Regions from separate parts of the Homo sapiens genome. Here regions 2 and 3 are each linked to region 1. A link is an interaction called in ENCODE POLR2A ChIA-PET data of the cell type or tissue named here. Cell type or tissue: PC-3. All regions are shown on one strand. Links, peaks and the distances in the headings refer to the core of each region. The heading gives the core; the rest is flanking DNA. Region 1 holds the start of DLGAP1-AS2 (DLGAP1 antisense RNA 2). Region 2 overlaps TGIF1 (TGFB induced factor homeobox 1). Region 3 holds the start of TGIF1 (TGFB induced factor homeobox 1).

The links. Peaks named below come from ENCODE experiments on the same cell type or tissue, not always from the same donor. Only the 100,000 strongest peaks of a DNase experiment are listed, where the experiment ranks them.
Region 2: POLR2A ChIA-PET joins it to region 1 with 24 read pairs; 34 of 35 experiments call an interaction of 5 or more read pairs at or near these places.
Region 3: POLR2A ChIA-PET joins it to region 1 with 47 read pairs; 34 of 35 experiments call an interaction of 5 or more read pairs at or near these places.

Annotation. Positions count from the first base shown.
Region 1 is chr18:3,599,870-3,606,255 of GRCh38, forward strand. The region is part of intron 7 of DLGAP1 (DLG associated protein 1); the gene reads right to left. DLGAP1-AS2 (DLGAP1 antisense RNA 2) reads left to right here and starts at 3,868. Exons shown (of 3, transcript NR_119377.1): 1 at 3,868-4,346. RefSeq lists enhancers at 2,094-2,888, 2,889-3,683, 3,459-4,658, 3,684-4,477, 4,855-4,924 and 1 more. In PC-3, for the core only: a CTCF peak has its summit at 2,845 (motif pointing left); DNase peaks (open chromatin) are centred at 3,302, 3,752, 4,232, 4,952 and 1 weaker place; H3K4me3 peaks cover 2,795 bases; H3K27ac peaks cover 3,316 bases.
Region 2 is chr18:3,457,165-3,463,173 of GRCh38, forward strand. TGIF1 (TGFB induced factor homeobox 1) reads left to right here. Exons shown (of 3, transcript NM_003244.4): 3 at 201-2,814. The coding sequence ends at 776. LOC105371965 (a long non-coding RNA gene) reads right to left here. Exons shown (of 3, transcript XR_935106.3): 3 at 4,680-5,290. Among named protein-coding and RNA genes, the nearest start is that of GAPLINC, 6.1 kb to the right of the region's middle. RefSeq lists an enhancer at 454-1,014. In PC-3, for the core only: no CTCF peak of the experiment used is centred there; DNase peaks (open chromatin) are centred at 2,077 and 2,477; H3K4me3 peaks cover 1,626 bases; H3K27ac peaks cover 3,046 bases.
Region 3 is chr18:3,443,960-3,450,202 of GRCh38, forward strand. It overlaps TGIF1 (TGFB induced factor homeobox 1), which reads left to right and starts at 6,213. Exons shown (of 3, transcript NM_003244.4): 1 at 6,213-6,243. LOC124904237 (a long non-coding RNA gene) reads right to left here. Exons shown (of 2, transcript XR_007066269.1): 2 at 3,047-3,227. RefSeq lists silencers at 4,233-4,302, 5,963-6,072, 6,103-6,243 and enhancers at 4,424-5,045, 5,013-5,152, 5,046-5,665, 5,253-5,442. In PC-3, for the core only: a CTCF peak has its summit at 4,030 (motif pointing left); DNase peaks (open chromatin) are centred at 2,902, 4,342 and 5,522; H3K4me3 peaks cover 3,622 bases; H3K27ac peaks cover 4,000 bases.

The DNA.
Region 1 (6,386 bases), core at 1,387-5,386:
GCCTCCCAAAATGTTGGGATTACAGGCGTGAGCCACCATTCCCAGCCAATTTTTTTTTTTTTTTTAAAGAGACAGGGTCTCGCTCTGTTGCCAGGGCTGGAGTGCAGTGGTGTGATCATGGCTCACTACATCCTCTAACTCCTGGGCTCAAGCGAACCTCCCACTTTAGCCTCCGGAACAGCTGGAACCACAAGCGCACACCACCACATCCAGCTAAGTTTTAAAAAACTGTTTGTAAAGACAGGGTCTCACTATGTTGCCCAGGGTCAAGGTCAGATTTGTTAATCCTTCTGACATTGTCTCCTGTTGGAGTTCTGGATGTTCATTAGTTCATCACCATGCATGTGATTCACACACTGTACTCAGAAACATTCTTTTTTCTTGTTTTTGTTTTTTTATGAGACGGAGTTTCTCTCTTGTCACCCAGGCTGGAGTGCAATGGCACGCACGATCTCGGCTCACTGCAACCTCCACCTCCCCGGTTCAAGCAATTCTCCTGCCTCAGCCTCCCGAGTAGTGCCACCACTCCCAGCTTATTTTTGTATTAGTAGAGACGGGGTTTCACCATGTTGGCCAGGCTGGTCTCGAACCCCGGACCTCAGGTGATCCACCTGCCTCGGCCTCCCAAAGTGCTGGGATTACAGGCATGAGCCACCGTGCCTGGCCAGAAACATTCTTTTTATTCGTTTTTATTATAATTGTAGTAAGGGCCCTGGTAGGGGATTTGAACTGTTTCTTTCCACAGTGTGGAATGATGTCTATATACATTACAGAATGGAGATATAGATATCTATAGAGATCTATAGATATCTATAGAGATCTATATAGATATCTATAGCTATATAGATATAGAGATATAGATATATATAGATATATAGATATATATAGATATATAGATATATATAGATATATAGATATATATAGATATATAGATATATAGATATATATAGATATATAGATATATATAGATATATATAGATATATAGATATATATAGATATATAGATATATAGATAGATATATAGATATATATAGATATATAGATAGATATAGATATATATAGATATATAGATAGATATATAGATATATATAGATATATAGATAGATATATAGATATAGATATATAGATATATAGATATAGATAGATATATAGATATATAGATATAGAGATAAAGATATAGATAGATATATAGATATATAGATATATAGATAGATATATAGATATATATATTTTTTGAGACAGAGTCTCACCCTGTGGCTCAGGCTAGAGTGCAGTGATGTGATCTCAGCTCACTGCAACCTCCACTTCCCGGGCTAAAGCAATTCTCCCACCTCAGCCACCCAAGTAGCTGGGATTACAGGCACCTGCCACCATGCCAGCTATCTTTTGTATTTTTAGTAGAGATGGGGTTTCACCATGTTGATCAGGCTGGTCTCGAACTCCTGACCTCAAGCAATCCACCCGCCTCGGCCTCCCAAAATGCTGGGTTTACAGGTGTGAGCCACTGCGCCTGGCCCAGAATGGAGTAATCTGATGTGGTCTTACAGATAAACACTTCACATATGCAAGGGTGTGTGTGTGTGTGTGTGTGTGTTTTAACTCATCTTTTCCATTCTCTTCCCAACCCCTCCTTTCCCATCTGCTACCCTCAGGCTACAGTTCGACTTCACAGATAGAAAAATAAAACCTACGGCTGGGCATGGTGGTTCACGCCTATAATCCCAGCACTTTGGGAGGCCGAGGTGGGCCAATCGTTTGAGGTCGGGAATTTGAGACCAGCCTGACCAACATGGTGAAACCCTGTCTCTACCAAAAATACAAATAAATTAGCCGGTCATGGTGGCCTGCCCCAGTAATCCCAGCTACTTGGGAGGCTGAGGCAGGAGAATCGCTTGAACCAAGGAAGCGGAGGTTGCAGCAAGCCCAGATCACGCCACTGCACTCCAGCCTGGGTGACAGAGCGAGACTCCATCTCGGAAAAAAAAAAAAATTAGCTGGGCGTGGTGGCGAGTACCTGTAATCCCAGCTACTCAGGAGGCTGAGGCAGGCGAATCGCTTGAACCCGGGAAGCGGAGATTGCAGTGAGTGGAGATCGGGCCACTGCACTCCAGCCTGGGCTACAGTGCGAGACTCCTTCTCAAATGAATGAATAAATAAATAAATAAAACATATGATTTACCTTGGCCCACTATAATTTTGCACTACAGGGTGGCAGCTCCGTGCTATGTACAAGCCGGGTGCCGCGCAGCTTTGATGCTGCCCAGGACACTGACCTAAAAGTGTGTCTGCAAGTACTCTCACCCTTCATTCATTCAAGCTTTGCCTAGTACACACTTTTTGGAAACCATTTCCCAAAATGCATGCTTTTATACCACATTTCCCACCCACCAGATAACCGAGACAGTGCACGTAACACAGTTTGAATTAAAGAATAATCTTGTTTTGGCCGGGCGCGGTGGCTCACGCCTGTCATCCCAGCAATTTGGGAGGCCGAGGCGGGCGGATCACGAGGTCAGGAGATCGAGACCATCCTGGCTAAGACAGTGAAACCCCGTCTCTGCTAAAAATACAAAAAATTAGCCGGGCGTGGTGGCGGGCGCCTGTAGTCCCAGCTACTCGGGAGGCTGAGGCAGGAGAATGGCGTGAACCCGGGAGGCGGAGCTTGCAGGGAGCCGAGATCGCGCCACCGCACTCCAGCCTGGGCGACAGAGCGAGACTCCGTCCAAAAAAAAAAAAAAAAAAAAAAACAAAGAAACTTGTGTTGGTAGACAAATAAATTCATGAACTGCAGATATAAATAGATCGAGCACTAGATATGTTTATTATCTCCAGCACAGCACTGCCTCCTGGTGCGGATTATATTCCAGTTTTCAAAAGGAACCATAGAAGATACAAGCAATACGATTTTATTTTGGAGGGATTTCTAGCATCATAGGTCAAAGACGTTATTAAGTATCGACTCTGAAAAAGCAACTATAAATACTGCAAATCGACTAAGCCAGAGGACGCAAATATATCCTGCGTGTTGTGTGCTGGACTGTGGTTGAGACTTCATGGTCGTGCTCTGGGCTCATGGGGGCAGCTGACTGCTCATAATTAAGATTGCTGTTGCCGCTGCCTGTGTTCCAAAGAGAACACAAGAGGACAGAGCTAAGGTGTAGGAATGCGGAAGAACTTGCAGAAACTAGAGCTAGTCTTCGGATTGAAATGAATTACCAATAAAGGGTTGGGAAATGGATCAAGGAGAGGGAAGCGTTTTGATGGTCCCTGCTCCGAGGTTCAGCCCATTTGCAGTTGCTGATAACCTTGTCAGGTCACCAGATAAAGGCAAGTCTTGTCACCCTCAGGCACCTGGCTGCGAAGTAATAAAACGGTTGCCTTATCATCTAAAGGTGGAGTGAGTCAAACCTCAGCCCAGGGTAATTATAGTAAACTGAAATTGCCTGTCCTTTACAAAAAAAAAGGCGGAGGGAGAGAGAAAGGAAAAGGGCTTAAGGCAGGAAATTGTGTTTGTCTTTCTCCTTGGATTTAAAAAAGAAACGAGCAAAACAGCAAAAAGTTTTCCAGGGAGTGAGAAAAGCAGCCCGGCTAGACTCCCCTCACCCTGGGTTAACAGGATTGCCGACAGATCAGGCCCACGTGATGGTCAAGAAAAGAGGCTCAAGCTGATGAAAATCCAAGAAATCTTCTTAGGAGCCTTCCTTTCTAAATGTAAATGACTGAGTCATTGCTTTGCTAAGGAGGGAAGGAAGTTACAATCACACCAAGTGACTCATTCATTGCTGTTAGCTCCGGCAGTTGGATGAAAAGTTTTAGCAAAAGCAGCAACAAATGTACTTTAAATACTAGCACAGTAAGGGAATTCCTGTCTTTCAGGATGAATGCCATCCACACAAAAGAGCTCCTGTTGACATCTCATTTACAATCTCCCCCAGGACACAGACAAGACCCTTTCAATAAATCCAGCTCAGAAACACCTATTGTTCAAAATCTTCAACTCGCCACAGGCTACCACCACTCCCTATGGCTTTGCAAAATTAAAGATTTAGAAGAAGGATGGGGCGGTGGAAGCTATGAAAAGAGGCAGGAAAAAAGTTCCTTTGACCCGATGCTGTCAGAGAGCGTGCATGAAGAAGAAAGTTAATGGTATTTCCATTTATATAAGAAGCGCCTAAGAAATGCCTGTGACGTTCGTGAACTAGTGATTGTGAATTCCAAATTTGATGCCAACTTTATGTGTAAAGAAGCTAACTCCTGCCAACATCGTGGCTGAATGAACAGCTGGGACTATGCTTAACCCATTCCCAGCTTATAAAAGCCCCATGGCAGCTGCAGTGAAGCATCAGGTGAGTCTGATATGGGCTGTCTGTTCCCTCGGGGATTTGAATCTTGCCTGTCCTTTCCAAGTGGAGTCTTGTGCCTAAGTGCTAGAGCCCACTCCTTCCTCCCCACTGATTCCCTTCTTTCCATTTCTGCCATTTCCCTTCTTCTTTTAATAAAACTTGGACATTTTCTGGAGTTACATGTTTTTCTTGGGATGTACTTCAAATTAAGGAGCATATTTATGTTTACAAACACACGCACACGCACACACACACACACATACACACAAAAGAATCGGGCATTTCTCAAGTGGTGATACCTTTACCCTCCTTATTTTTCACTTAAGGTTCCCCATCTCAGTACACGATCCCTTTATCTGCCCCGAGTTCAAGCCAAAACTCAGCATTATCTGTAAGCACTCCTTTGGGTCCTTCTCTCCAGTCTCTTAAATCCCTGTGGAGTCATTCCACATCCTTCTGTGCATCTTTCTGCTTCCCTAGATCCTACAGTTTTAATGTTATCTTCTGGAGTATCACAGCAACTTCCTTAACTCAAGGTTTCTCCAACTCTGAGTTGTCACTTAGTGGGTAGTGAAATAAGATGAGTCATGCAGTTTCACCATTTAGAAAATGCAAAATGTTAGGTAGAAAATGTCAGCGTACATCCTGTGTAGAAAAAGTAAGTCTTGTTGTGAAACCTCTTTCAGTTTGTGTGTGCGTGTCCCCGGATCTGTGTACATACTGGGCAACAGGGAAAATGCATTTTGTAGGTCAAAATATTTGGAGAAATACGTTTCTACTTAGTCTCACTGGGTCTGTCTTTTCTGTTTCCAAACTATTGTGTACACTTAGAGGAAGAGTGGAAACCCTCCAGCAGGTCCTGTCAGTCTGCAGTTTACAAATCTCCCCTCAGGATAAGAGTTCCTATTCACCCTTTTCAGGTCTCAGAATTCTGCCTCCTCCTGACCACTTTTCCTTTAGTTATTCAACCCATCAAGTTCCCTGGGTTTGCATGTGCAATCGATTCCTCGTTAGGGATATTCTTTCCTCTGGTTTTTCCTTCAGATACGAGCTTACGTTCGACCTCTTCCAAGAAGACGTCAGGAATGTCCTTCTGAATGCCTTTCCTAGTTCTCATGAGAACACAGCAGTTTTTAATCAGGCAGAGCACTTATTACATTATAATTATCTTCTTGGTTCCCAACTGAACTTTTAAGTTCCAAGTGGGCAGTCAGTAAATATTTCTTGGTGCATCAAATGCTCCACATTTTACACAGTTAACGTTTGCTGCCTACAAACCAATTTGGATAGTTACTTTAAAGTATCTTATCTCTAGTTCTCAAAGCTTTAGTTTCCTTTAACACTTAAGTATCTCTTGCATATTTTCTTTTCAAACACTGCTTCGTTAATTTGCAAATTCATTGGACTCCTTTCCTTAAAAATCAAAATAATAAAACTTCAAGAAAGCTGTTGTGACTTCTGGCCTCTCTGAATGTCAGATCTGTAAACAGGAAGGGCAGAACTCTGATCTCTAAAATCCTCTCCAGTCCACTACTCTGACCCTCTAACTTGAGCTTTCTCCAGAGAGGTTAAGTGACTTTTCCAAGGTCACGGAGCTTTTTAGCGGCAGGAGATTTTTTTTGCCTGTCTATAGATTTTTAAAAGCTAGCCGTAAACAAAAACCAAAAAGTTTACCGAGGACACTGAGTGCCACTAACAAGTTTGTGTGAAAGAGAATTCATGAAGAAATAGGAGACTTCAAACAAAACACTAAAATCAACAACAACCATAATGGATTCCTGCCTAGGCAGGTCGGGACATTAAGAAAAAAAAAGGTCTCGCTGTGGTTTGCTATTAGATGGAGAGATATTCAGATTTCATTTTTAAAATGAAAGTGAAAGATTAAAGAATTTTGGCATCCTGACCCTTTGTAGAGGCCATTCCTCAGAGGCACAGTGTGCAGACAAAACTATCCTAGAGGTGCCAACCAGAACAAGCTCTAATGTCTGTCTCATTCCTGAGCCTTGGTGCCTTGACGAGTCACCACGCTCAGGAAGAAAGCTG
Region 2 (6,009 bases), core at 1-4,000, 140 kb before region 1:
CTAGAAGGCTTATGACAGGTGGTAGCTTGCTTTCTTGGCGGAGCTCAGATACCTTGAAATAACATTGTAAATTCAGATAAGGCTTTTCATGCTTTCTTTAATTCAGAGAGCAAGATCAATTAGGTACCCCATAGAACATTCTCAGAACCCGTTGGCTGAGTGAATGAGGAAAATGTTAAAGCGTACCGATATGATTTCAGGTCTGTAACTGGTTCATCAACGCCCGCCGCAGGCTCCTCCCTGACATGCTGAGAAAGGATGGCAAAGATCCAAATCAGTTCACAATTTCCCGCCGTGGGGCCAAGATTTCTGAAACGAGCTCTGTGGAGTCCGTGATGGGCATCAAAAACTTCATGCCAGCTCTAGAGGAGACCCCATTTCATTCCTGTACAGCTGGGCCAAACCCAACCCTAGGGAGGCCACTGTCTCCTAAGCCGTCATCCCCGGGATCAGTTTTGGCTCGTCCATCAGTGATCTGCCATACCACTGTGACTGCATTGAAAGATGTCCCTTTCTCTCTCTGCCAGTCGGTCGGTGTGGGACAAAACACAGATATACAGCAGATAGCGGCCAAAAACTTCACAGACACCTCTCTCATGTACCCAGAGGACACTTGTAAATCTGGACCAAGTACGAATACACAGAGTGGTCTTTTCAACACTCCTCCCCCTACTCCACCGGACCTCAACCAGGACTTCAGTGGATTTCAGCTTCTAGTGGATGTTGCACTCAAACGGGCTGCAGAGATGGAGCTTCAGGCAAAACTTACAGCTTAACCCATTTTCAAGCAAAACAGTTCTCAGAAATGTCATGATTGCCGGGGTGAAGGCAAGAGATGAATTGCATTATTTTATATATTTTTTATTAATATTTGCACATGGGATTGCTAAAACAGCTTCCTGTTACTGAGATGTCTTCAATGGAATACAGTCATTCCAAGAACTATAAACTTAAAGCTACTGTAGAAACAAAGGGTTTTCTTTTTTAAATGTTTCTTGGTAGATTATTCATAATGTGAGATGGTTCCCAATATCATGTGATTTTTTTTTTCCTCCCCTTCCCTTTTTTTGTTATTTTTTCAGACTGTGCAATACTTAGAGAACCTATAGCATCTTCTCATTCCCATGTGGAACAGGATGCCCACATACTGTCTAATTAATAAATTTTCCATTTTTTTTCAAACAAGTATGAATCTAGTTGGTTGATGCCTTTTTTTTCATGACATAATAAAGTATTTTCTTTAAAAATTGTTGTAATTCAGAGTATTTCTGTTGAGGGAGGTGCTTCTTAAAAATAAGTAGGAATATAGCACCCCAGTGAGCAGGAAGCTGGGGGGGTAGGGTGCAGTGTTAGGGGGTGTCACCAGCTCTTTGAAAACCTGTGGACAACAAGCCAGTTTGCATAAACAGGATGTGTGATATTTACTCTTGATAGGAGGCATAGCAGGCCCTTAGAGCTTTACTTAAACTGCATGGCAAATTGAAATGAATCATTTTAGTGTTTAGCTAGCCACTAAATCCCTTGCTGATCTGTCCTGCGTAGTTTAAAACGTGGCCATGTTATAAAGAAAAGTCTTGAAGCATCCGGTTATTGCTGAGTTTTCAGAAGAAAACAACGCAAGCAATCTCTTGCCCTTTTTCCACGTTACCCTTTAAAATAACCTTTGTTCAGTGGTACATTTAGTTAAGGCATTTGTATTCAAATGTAGCATAGTATTTGCAGAGAAATTACCTTTTAAAACATCTCAAAAGTGTTTTCTAAAATGATGAAATAAACGGTGGGGTTCTGTCTATGGTGGGATTGTCAGTTTATTAGGTGAGTATTTTCCAAGGTCTCAGTTTGTGAAAAAATGGTGCTATGTACAAGTGGAGTTTGTTGGGATAGACAATCACTTACAAAGCCCAGATGGCCAGAAGGGAATTGGTGTTGCTCCTTTCACTTGTATGGTTGAGCAGATTTGTCACATGCCACAAAACCATTCTTTGTAGTCATGCTTAGTATGAGCTTGCTTTGTTGTTACGGTCATGTTCTTTCCAGCCCTGCCCCAGCTATGAATTGTCTAAGTGTGAGGGAGCATCAGAGCTTCAGTATTGTTTAAAGAATGTAGAAAAATACAAATTTGTCTAATTTTGAAACTATTTTAGAAAGTCCCTACTGTAGAAAGAGCTAAACTCAAAGACTTTCCTTGTAAGTGAAAGAAAAAAACTGCTGATGATTACCAAGAGGCGTAAGAAAATTAGGTGAGGGAATGTTGTGCTCTAGCCTGTGGGGTGCAGCTTCGTAGGGCACATCAGCTTAGAATGGTCTGGCCTCACCTCAGAGAGTCACAGAAATAGACAAAAACCCAAAAAGTACTAGTAAAGTAAATACAAGGAACAAAATAAACATTAATAAAAATGAATGACGCAAAGGTGATCCAGAATCATTACTTGCTCCAACAGCTAGATCAAAGGCTGAACATTTTGCTTTAGTATAGATGAGGGAAATGAGCAAGTCCTAAAAGGTTTGCCCTGTTACGGTGTTTCATCACTCATACTGGAAGGAGAAGGAAAGGAGCCATATGACTCATTTAAAAGAAAAACTGTAAGTCACCTTAAATTCCCTATGTTTTACTTCATTTTTTCCCTATTGAGGTTGTTACAGGTCATGGTTGATAATAGTTGGTGTTGAATGAATGTAATCCATTATTTAAAAACAGGTACATTTAAGTGAAAAGATAAATGTAAAAAGCTGTTCATATCAAAGCCAAATAGAAATGATTTTTATGCTTATAATTTACATGGTGCAATATATCTTTTTAATTTGTTTACTTTTCACCTATTTGTGTTTTTGAAGTTCATCCCATAGCATATAGTTTGGGTCTTGCTTTTTTATTTAGTCTAATGATCTCTGCCTTTTACTTAGCATTTGTCAATTTACATTTACTGTAATTATTGATATGTTTAGATTGAGTTTACCATTTGGCTTTTTTCTTTGCTCCTCTTTTCCTGCCTTCTTTCAGGTTGAATATTTTTATTATATATCATTATATCATTATTATTATATATTATATATCATATATTAAGATATATGAGAATATCAGCATTCTCATATATATAATGTCTTTTTCTCTGATTTTGTTTTAATTTCTCTTTTTAAAAAAGTATTCTTTTTTTTTTTTTTTTTTTGAGACGGGGTCTCGCTCTGTCACCCAGGCTGGAGTGCAGTGGCGTGATCTTGGCTCACTGCAACCTCCACCTCCTGGGTTCAAGGGATTCTTGTGACTCAGCCTCCCAAGTAGCTGAGATTACAGGCATGCACCACCATGCCAGGCTAATTTTTTTGTATTTTTAGTAGAGATGGGATTTCGCCATGTTGCCCAGGTTGGTCTTGAACTCCTGGCCTCAAGTGAATTGCCCTCCTCAGACTCCCAAAGTGCTGGGGTTACAGATGTGAGCCACCAAGCCTGGCCTATTTTTATAGATTTAGGGGGTACAAGTACAGTTTTGTGTTTTAATTTTTCTATTGGTTTATAAACTATACACCATATTTTTAAAATGGTTCTTCTAGGTATTACAGCATACATCTTTGACCTACTACCATCCACTTAGGGTTAATATGATACAGCTTCATAAAATACAGAACCTTGGAACAGTATAGTTCCATTCACCCTCTCCTCTCTTCCTTGGTTTTTCACATATATTACAGCTACATACATAATAAACGCAACAGTACGATGCTATCATTTTCACTTAAAACAAGCGTCATTTAAATGATTAAGAGAAAAAAGAATGTATCTTTTATATTTGCCAAACATTGACCATTTCTGATGTTCTTCATTGTCTCCTATAGATTTGAGTGACATCTGAGGTCTTTCCTTTTCAGCTTGAATGATTTCTTTGAGAACTGTAGTCCAGTGACAAGTTTAGGCTCATTGAAACGCTTTGAAAATGAGTTCATGGAAAATGACTTTATTTCACTTTAATCTTTGAAGGATCATTTCACTGATGGGGAATTCTGGGTTGATAGCTTTTTTTCTTACAGCACTTGGCAGGCATTTATTGTCTTTTGGCCTCCATTGTTTCTGATGAGACATCAGCTGTCATTTGTATCATTCTCATAAATATAATGTCTTTCTCTGGCTGTCTTATTTTTGAATTTCAGCAGTGTCACTAAAATATGCCTAGGTATGGTTTGTTTGTACTTATTTAGCTGGGGGTTCATTGAACTTTTGGATCTGTAAATCTATTTTTTTTATTTATTTTAAAATCAAACTTGGGGAAATTTTGGCCATTTTTTCCATTTATTTCTTGCTTTCCTGTCTCAGAACTCCAGCAAATTTACATTAGATCACTTGAGGTTGTCCTGTATGTCTCTGAAGCTCTTTTCTTCAGTCTTGTTTCTGTTTTAGATTGAATAATTTGTATAATTTATTTGCAATTCACTAACTCTTCTGCTGTCTTCAGTCTGCTCATGAACGTATCCAGTGGACTTTCATTATAGTACTAGTATTTTTCACATGTAAAATTTCCACTTGGTTCTTTAGTATTCCTAATTCTCTGAGATTCCTCATTACTAATTATGAATATATATCCTTATAAGCATTTATAATAGCTGCCTTAAATACTTGTTTGCTAATTGTAACATGTCCTAATCAGAATCAGTTTCCATTGATTATATTTCACTTCTGTATGGGGTCATTTTTTTTTTTTGCTTGTCTAGTGATTTTTTATTACATGCTGGACAGTATGGATGGTACATTAATAAAGACTACGGATTTGGCTACATTCCTCAGAATAGTTAACTTTTGTCCTCAAGCAGCTCATTCGCCTGAACTGAAACTTCAAACCATCCTGTAATGGATAGCAGCCGAAGTCTCTGATTAGTTTTCAGCTTCCGGCTGCTGCCTTTCAATGGGCCCACTGGCGTCTCCCCTGCTGCACAAACCAACTAGGGATTTGAACAAAATTTCTGTTCAGAGGTTGAGATTTGCTCCTTCTTCAGTTCCCCTCTTTCCAGAATTCTTCTCCTAACTTTCTTAACTTTTGCTCTGCTCTGCCCACCCCATTTCTGTCCTTGACATCTCAAGCCACTGAAGATGCAGCTTTCTGCCACCCCTAACCTTCTGAAGAATGAGGACTGCCTTCAGGCAAAAGGTGCAAACTTGTACATCTTGAAGTTCTCTTCTTTTAGGGGAAGACGACCCTCCAGTTTATGCTTTTGGTTACTCTTCAGGCCTTCAACTAGCTTTTTGTTTGTTTAACTTTTTGTTCATTCACACTTCATGATTGTTAACCTGGAGGGAATTAGTCTGAAAAAGGAAAAAAAAAATCCACTATTACTAGAAACTAGAATTTTACTATAGTTACTTTGAAACTCCAAATCAGTGGTTCTCAAACTTAACTGAACACTGGAATCACCTAGAAAGCTAAAAAAAAACAAACAAAAAACAAAACAAAACAAACAAAAAAAACTGTGGCCTCGAGTTGGGAATTTTTAGAAGATCTCTTAGTGATTCCAATGCATAGACAAGATTGAGAACCATTGCCTTAAATAATTCTTTAAATCAGCCATTGTTTCTGTCCTTATCCAGAACATGGGGAGTTGACCGTTCTTTTTCCAGACCTAAAAACAAAACAAAACAAAAATTGTTTCTGTAGTCTTTTTTGTTTGGACAGAAGGACTGAAAATTAGAGTCTTACAGAAATGTAATTTGTCTTACAGAAATATAATTTGCTGTAGAATTATTTTGTCACCCAGGTCAGCTTGTTCAATTAGAGTTTAGCATAAATTTGATATTTGGTACTATATACACATAGCTCATACCATATGTAAAGCTAAGCCTCTGAGTGATAGACCCCAAAACTTACTGCAGGAATACAAAATATTCATTTGTATTCAATCAAAAAGTAAAATTTATCTCTGGAAACTGGCCAGAGAGCAAAAAGCAATGTTTAGAGATCAGTTTTAGGTCTCATTCAGCTCATTAACAGGAGAATGTGTCAAGTCTTAACCTCCAAAAATCGTGAC
Region 3 (6,243 bases), core at 2,244-6,243, 160 kb before region 1:
AGTCTAGCTCTTTCACCCAGGCTGGACTGCAGTGGCACGATCTCGGCTCACTGCAACCTCCACCTCCCGGGTTCAAACGATTCTCCTGCCTCAGCCTACCGAGCAGCTGGGACTACAGGCGCGTGCCACCACTGTGCCACCATGCCCAGCTAATTTTTGTATTTTTAGTACAGACGGGTTTCACCATATGGGCCAGGCTGGTCTCGAGGTCCTGACCTCATGATCCACCTGCCTCAGCCTCCCAAAATGCTGGGATTACAGGCATGAACCATTGCACCCGGCCTGTATTCTTATTTTAAATTATTCTTATAGTCTCACTTTCTTTTCTTTTTTTTTTTTTTTGTCTTTTTAAAATTTTTTAACTTTAATTTACATTTGGTGGTACATGTGAAGGTTTCTTAAATAAGAAAACATGTCACAGGGTTTGTTGTACATATTATTTCATCATCCAGATAAGCCCAGTACCCAAAATTTCTGCTCCTCTCCCTCCTCCCACCCTCCTCACTCAAGTAAACCCCAGTGTCTGATGTTTCCTTCTTTGTGTTCGTAAGTTCTTATCATTTAGCTCCCATATAGTCTCACTTTCATGCATTATTCATTTGATAAATATTGGGTACCTATGATGTGTTAGGCACTGTATTAAGTACATAAAGGTTTTGTTTGTTTTTGTTTTTTGTTGTTGTTGTTTTTGAGACGGAGTCTCACTCTGTCACCCAGGCTTGAGTACAGTGGTGCGATCTCGGTTCACTTAAGTGCATAAATATTTAATAATGAAAATTTTTTAAAAATAAAAAAACAAAACAAATTTAAAAAAAGATTTAATAATGAACATACATTTGAGTGGGAGGTCAGAGGGAAAAAACCAAGCCAACAGTCAAGTAAGCAAAATAATTGAAAACTGTGATGTTATGGAAGAAATAAAGGATTGAGCTAGATTTGTGGTTCTGAACCAGGGGTGATCCTCCTCCCCATGGGGATTTCTATCCCCATGGAACATCTGCCAACATATGGAGACATCTGTGTTTGTCACAGCTTGGGGGAAGGATGCCACTGGCACACACTGGTTAGTGTCCAGGGATGTCACTAAATATCCTACAATGCACAGGACAGCCCCACAAGAAAGAATGATCCAGCCCCAAACGTCAATAGGGCTGTGGTTGAGAACTCCTGAGCCACACGATGGCAGCGGGGCTACCTAATTTAGGTCAGGTGATCAGCGAAGACTCCTCTAAGAAGTAACATTTAGGCCTAGCCTTGACTGGTGAGAAACTGCCAGAGGATCAACAAGTGGTGAAGGAACATCCCGGGCAGAGGGGACTTGGGAACAAGTAACAATGGAAAACCCATTGCCTTTGTGCATAATATACAAATGCCTAAATGAAGAATGGAAGGGGGCAGTTACCAGGTCGGCCATGTCTCACTTAGTATATTCTCTCTTGCTTGAATTTTCAGAACTTTTTTTGTAGTTAAAAAATGAGAAGAAGGCCGGGCGTAGTGGCTCACGCCTGTAATCCCAGCACTTTGGGAGGCTGAGGCGGGCGGATCATGAGGTCAGGATATCGAGACCATCCTGGCTAACATGGTGAAACCCTGTCTCTACTAAAAACACAAAAAATTAGACGGGCGTGGTGGCAGGTGCCTGTGGTCCCAGCTACTCGGGAGGCTGAGGCAGGAGAATGGCGTGAACCCAGGAGGCAGAGCTTGCAGTGAGCCGAGATTGCGCCACTGCACTCCAGCCTGGGTGACAGAGCAAGACTCTGTCTCAAAAAAAAAAAAAAAAAAAAAAAAAAAAAAGAGAAGAAAAGCAAAAAAAAAAAAAAAAAAAAAAGCGCAGACAGATTGGAAGAGAGCTTCTTGTAAAACTGGAGGTAGATTTCAGAGCACAACCCCCCACAGTGTTCAGGAGGCCCTGGCGTCCCTGGCATAATCTGAGGTTAGTTTCTGCCCTCCACATCCATCTGACCTTCTGAAATGACAAGATTTCCCAGAGACCACTTGATTTATAATCAGATAATTTATGTTGGGTACCCAGTTTTATGCCTTTTAACTTTGTTATATTTGGATGTGTTAAGTGATCTTGACTTTTTAAAAAAAATAACTAACATCACTAGTTTGGGCATTAAGTGAGATTAAATAAGTGTTTCATAAACTGTAAAGAATAATACAGACACAGATGTTGAGAATAAGGAGAGTGAAGCTTGTGCTCAAGGAATTATCTTTCCGTTTTTTTGTTTTTGTTTTTGAGACAGAGTCTTGCTCTGTCACCCAGGCTGGAGTGCAATGGCACGATCTCAGCTTTCTGCAACCTCTGTCTCCCAGGTTCAAGCAACCCTCCTGTCTCAGCCTCCCAAGTAGCTGGGACTACAGTCACACGCCACCACGCCCGGCTAATTTTTGTATTTTTAGTAGAGATGGGGTTTCACCATATTGGTCAGGCTGGTCTCAAACTCCTGACCTCAGGTGATCCACCCACCTCGGCCTCCCAAAGTGGTGGGATTACAGGTGTGAGCCACAGCGCCCTGCCTATCTTTTCGTTTTATCCCCTGGATTCCAAAACTCATTTAGGTAAAGAGAAGTGATGACTTGGCTACAGAGGAAAAAGGAGGGCCGGGAAGGGAAGTGCAGGCTAGGAAAAGTGACTAAAAACAAAAGTAGTAGCACCAGTTACACTATTCATGCAAGGAAGCTGAGGAGAATTATCCTGATGGGGCTGATAAAATCACCTCAAGATGGCTCTAGGCCACCCCAGGTTCTTAAGACAATGGTCAGCTCTTTCTTAAGCAGTCCAAGACCCTCTGACCTGAGATGTGACTGGATGATTACAGACCTCTTGTCCAGTGTTTAGAGCCTAGCTGTCTGCATATTTTATAAAGATATCTGCCTTCCAGAGACTGGAAGTGAAAGAGATCCAATGACTGGGTGAGTCACCCTTTCTCCACCTAGAACACAGTCCTTGATGGAACTCATGCTTTATCAATTGTTGTTGAGTAGAAGAAACAAATACATCCTCCAATCTTCACTTGGTGGACCTGGCATCAAAAAATAATCATATTAAGTGCGTTTATTAGTACACTTTTCTGGCTTATCTGCCTTTCCAAGTTTCTATTTGAGTTCTTGCCTTTGAAGGGTTTGCAGGCTGTGAAAAGTAACTTAACTTTTTAACAACTTTCTTTGCTTGGCCTTGAGGCAGCTTCAGAAGATAAGACGCCAAAAGGAACTATGTGTGCCTGGAGAGAAAAAAAATAATGGTGAAAAACGTTTATCAGTAGCCTCCGCCAGCACCAAGCAACGCCTCAATTTTACTCAAGCAATTTCCCAATTCAAGTAACATTCATATGAATCAGCAAATAATATGTAGCAAATTTGAATCTATATACTTTAAAAAAAAAAAAAAAGCACTGGAAAGAATCTTAAAAGTCATTGAATCCGTTTTATAGCAAGGCCCCGAGACTGGAAGGGACTGACAGAGCTAGAAATGAAACTTGTTTTTCCACCTCGAGAAAAACGAATCAACAAAAAATACCCTAAGCAATTGCTGGTATCTGAAGCCCACTTTTTTGAGGCTGTTCCCTTTGTTACGTTGCGCTGACCCTAGGCACTTTCTTCCCAGAATGCACCAAGAATCCGAAACTCCAAACAAGTTTGAGATCAGCGTTGGCTGGGGGGAGGCAGTGGGGGTGCATCTACGGGAGCGGTTGGGCTGTAAGCTTTCGCTACATCACAGAATTGTGCCAGTGTTTCTCTTTGGAGTGCCTCGCCAGCTTTAACAACCGTTTGGATATGACTTGCTCGGGCAAAAGTTGTGCATTGGCCCGATCAAGCCTGACTTCTAGCCAAGGTGAGTTCACATCTCCGTTTTTTCCTCCCCCTAATTCGAAAGAGGCTTTCAATTGTCTCCGCCCCTCCCCCCTTCTCCTGGAAAGTTTGTTTTCAAGCTATAAACCCTTTCCAATTCTCGGTTCCCATCTCGGTTGCCTGAGAATCGCAGTCATTAGCCAAGTCCACTTGGACGAAAGCAAAGCTACCTTTGTGTACATAATGAGAGCCACCGCGTGGCCAAGGAGAACCACGGGGAAGAGGGAAACATTTTTGTCTCGAGCTGGCTAAAGCGGGCGGGGGGGGAGGTAGGGTTAAACCGACCGAAGGCGTGTTTTGTGGAGTGGCTTCGAAAGCGGCCGAGGCAGCCGAAGCCGCTTTCGAAGTTAGCAAACAAAGCGTCTCCCCAGTAACCGCCCGGTTCCAGACGAGGCTCCTGCCACTCAGGCCGCGGAGTCGCAGCGTCGCCCAGCCCCCGGCTCCTCCTCCCTGCGTCTCTCCTCCCTCCGCTCCCGGCTCCCCAGCGGATAGGAGCCACCAATCCCAGCCACAGACAACCCTTCAAACGAAATAGCGAGGCGGCCCCCTCTAACGGGCGGCGGGGGCGCTGGCCCCCTCCCTGCGCCACATCTGTCCCGCACCGGGCGCAGCAGCTGATTCATCTGCAGCCAGGTCCGGGAAGGAACTGTGCTCCCGGCAGTTGCAGGGCAGCGTCCGGGCGGGTGGCTTGTCCCCAGGACCGCGCTCCCCCCGAGCCGTTTTAGGTGTGTGTTCTCTTCTGTCCCGAGCAGTCAGCAAACCACAGAAGAAAAAAATCGTAAGGTTGCTGCCTTCTTAGAGAGACGCTTTTTTTCCCTGTTGATTCATTTTAGTCCTGTAATTGGAAAAACCACCCAGGCTTTTTAAACTCTGGCCTCCACGCATTCTAGGGGCGGGGGTGTCTTTTTTTTTTTTTTTTTTTTTGAGGGAGGGTGGCAGGCTAGCTCTAGTTCCTGAAACAGACGCTCCGAAGTCGAGTTAGTTATCCCTTGGCCGTCTTAGTACTCCTCGGGTTTAATCTTATTTCCACAGAGTTTCTTCTGCCGGGATCTCCACCGAGGTTACCGAACAAAAACAGCACAGAGCCCAGACTGGAGGCAGACCCGGGCGCTGTCTCTGCTAGGCTTATTTACGTTTAGGGCTTTTCTTTCCTTTTTTTAAAGTGATGGGGGAAGTCTCATTGTGTGGCATGTGACAGTTCGTTTGCTTCAAAACAACAGGACGTAACCACGCGAAAACTAGAACCAGAGGAGGGGGCATGCGTTTCTTCAAGTCAGCCAAACAGCATCTGGTCTTTGAAAGCGCAATTTCATCAAGAAACTCCTGTTGGATCCCTCCTAACTGTGGACCAAAATAAGCCAACAGGAACGGGTGTTTACTTAATGGCTAGTTTCTGTTTGAAATGGGAGGAGGGATCCCCTAGCAGGGTTCCAATCCGAAGAGTAGACACTGTTGACCGAAACAGACGAGCAGGCACGGCGTGGTCACCCCTTAGCTATAAAAGTGGCCGCTGCCGGGGTTCGGCGACTCGGGGTGTCAGGCGGAGTCTTGGTGAGGCAGGCGCGCGCCCGGCCGTCCCCGGGCAGAGACGTTTAAAGAGCATGTGAGCGTGACAAGTGTCTGTCCGCAACGTGTCAGATTTCGAAACTGCCTTGCAATCCAGTCCGGAACTCGCAGCTTTAGCCCGGGGGAACAGACGTTCGTTTAGGCTGTGTCTCATCATTCCCCCCCGCCCCACCCCCGCCGACCTCCCACTGTCGCTGCTGGAGGAAGAGCCCCGGGAGGAGAAGGGTGCGCCGCGCCGCGCCCGCGTGTCAATGGCAGCCGCGCATTCTGGAAGAAGTTGGTTCTTGTCTCGAATACTTTTCCTCCCGTGCCCCGCCCCTTGAATCAGAGGCGGCTGTCTCGTGCGGCTAGAGCAGGGCCAGTAGAGTTCGGGGCAGCTGTCAAAAACGAGACGGGGAGGCTTTTCTTCCCGGGGGTGGAGGAGGGAAGGAGGGAGGTGTCCTTTTTTCCATCTGTTGCAGTTTCCGAACCAAACGCACCCTCGCCAGCCCCGGGAAGAAAGGCCCAAGGGAGAAACCTGGGGCGCTCGGCTGGTGCCCCCACCGCCGGGCGAGGGATGCGGGCGGTCCGTGCGCGGCAGGCGGAAAGGATCGTGTTTCTGGACCCGGCCACCCCCCGCGTCCGCACCGCCGCCCCCGAGGGACGAGTGACAGCGGCCGCCGCGCTCGGTCCAGTCTTCCCGGCTGGAAGGTGCGGGGGAGGGGCGGAGGAGCGGCGGGGCGGGAGGGGGACGGGGCGGGCGGCTGGGGGCGGAGGCAGGACCTCCTGTACCTTCCCTCCTCGCCTCTCTCACTCTGACAGCGCCGAGGTGCGCCGAGCAGG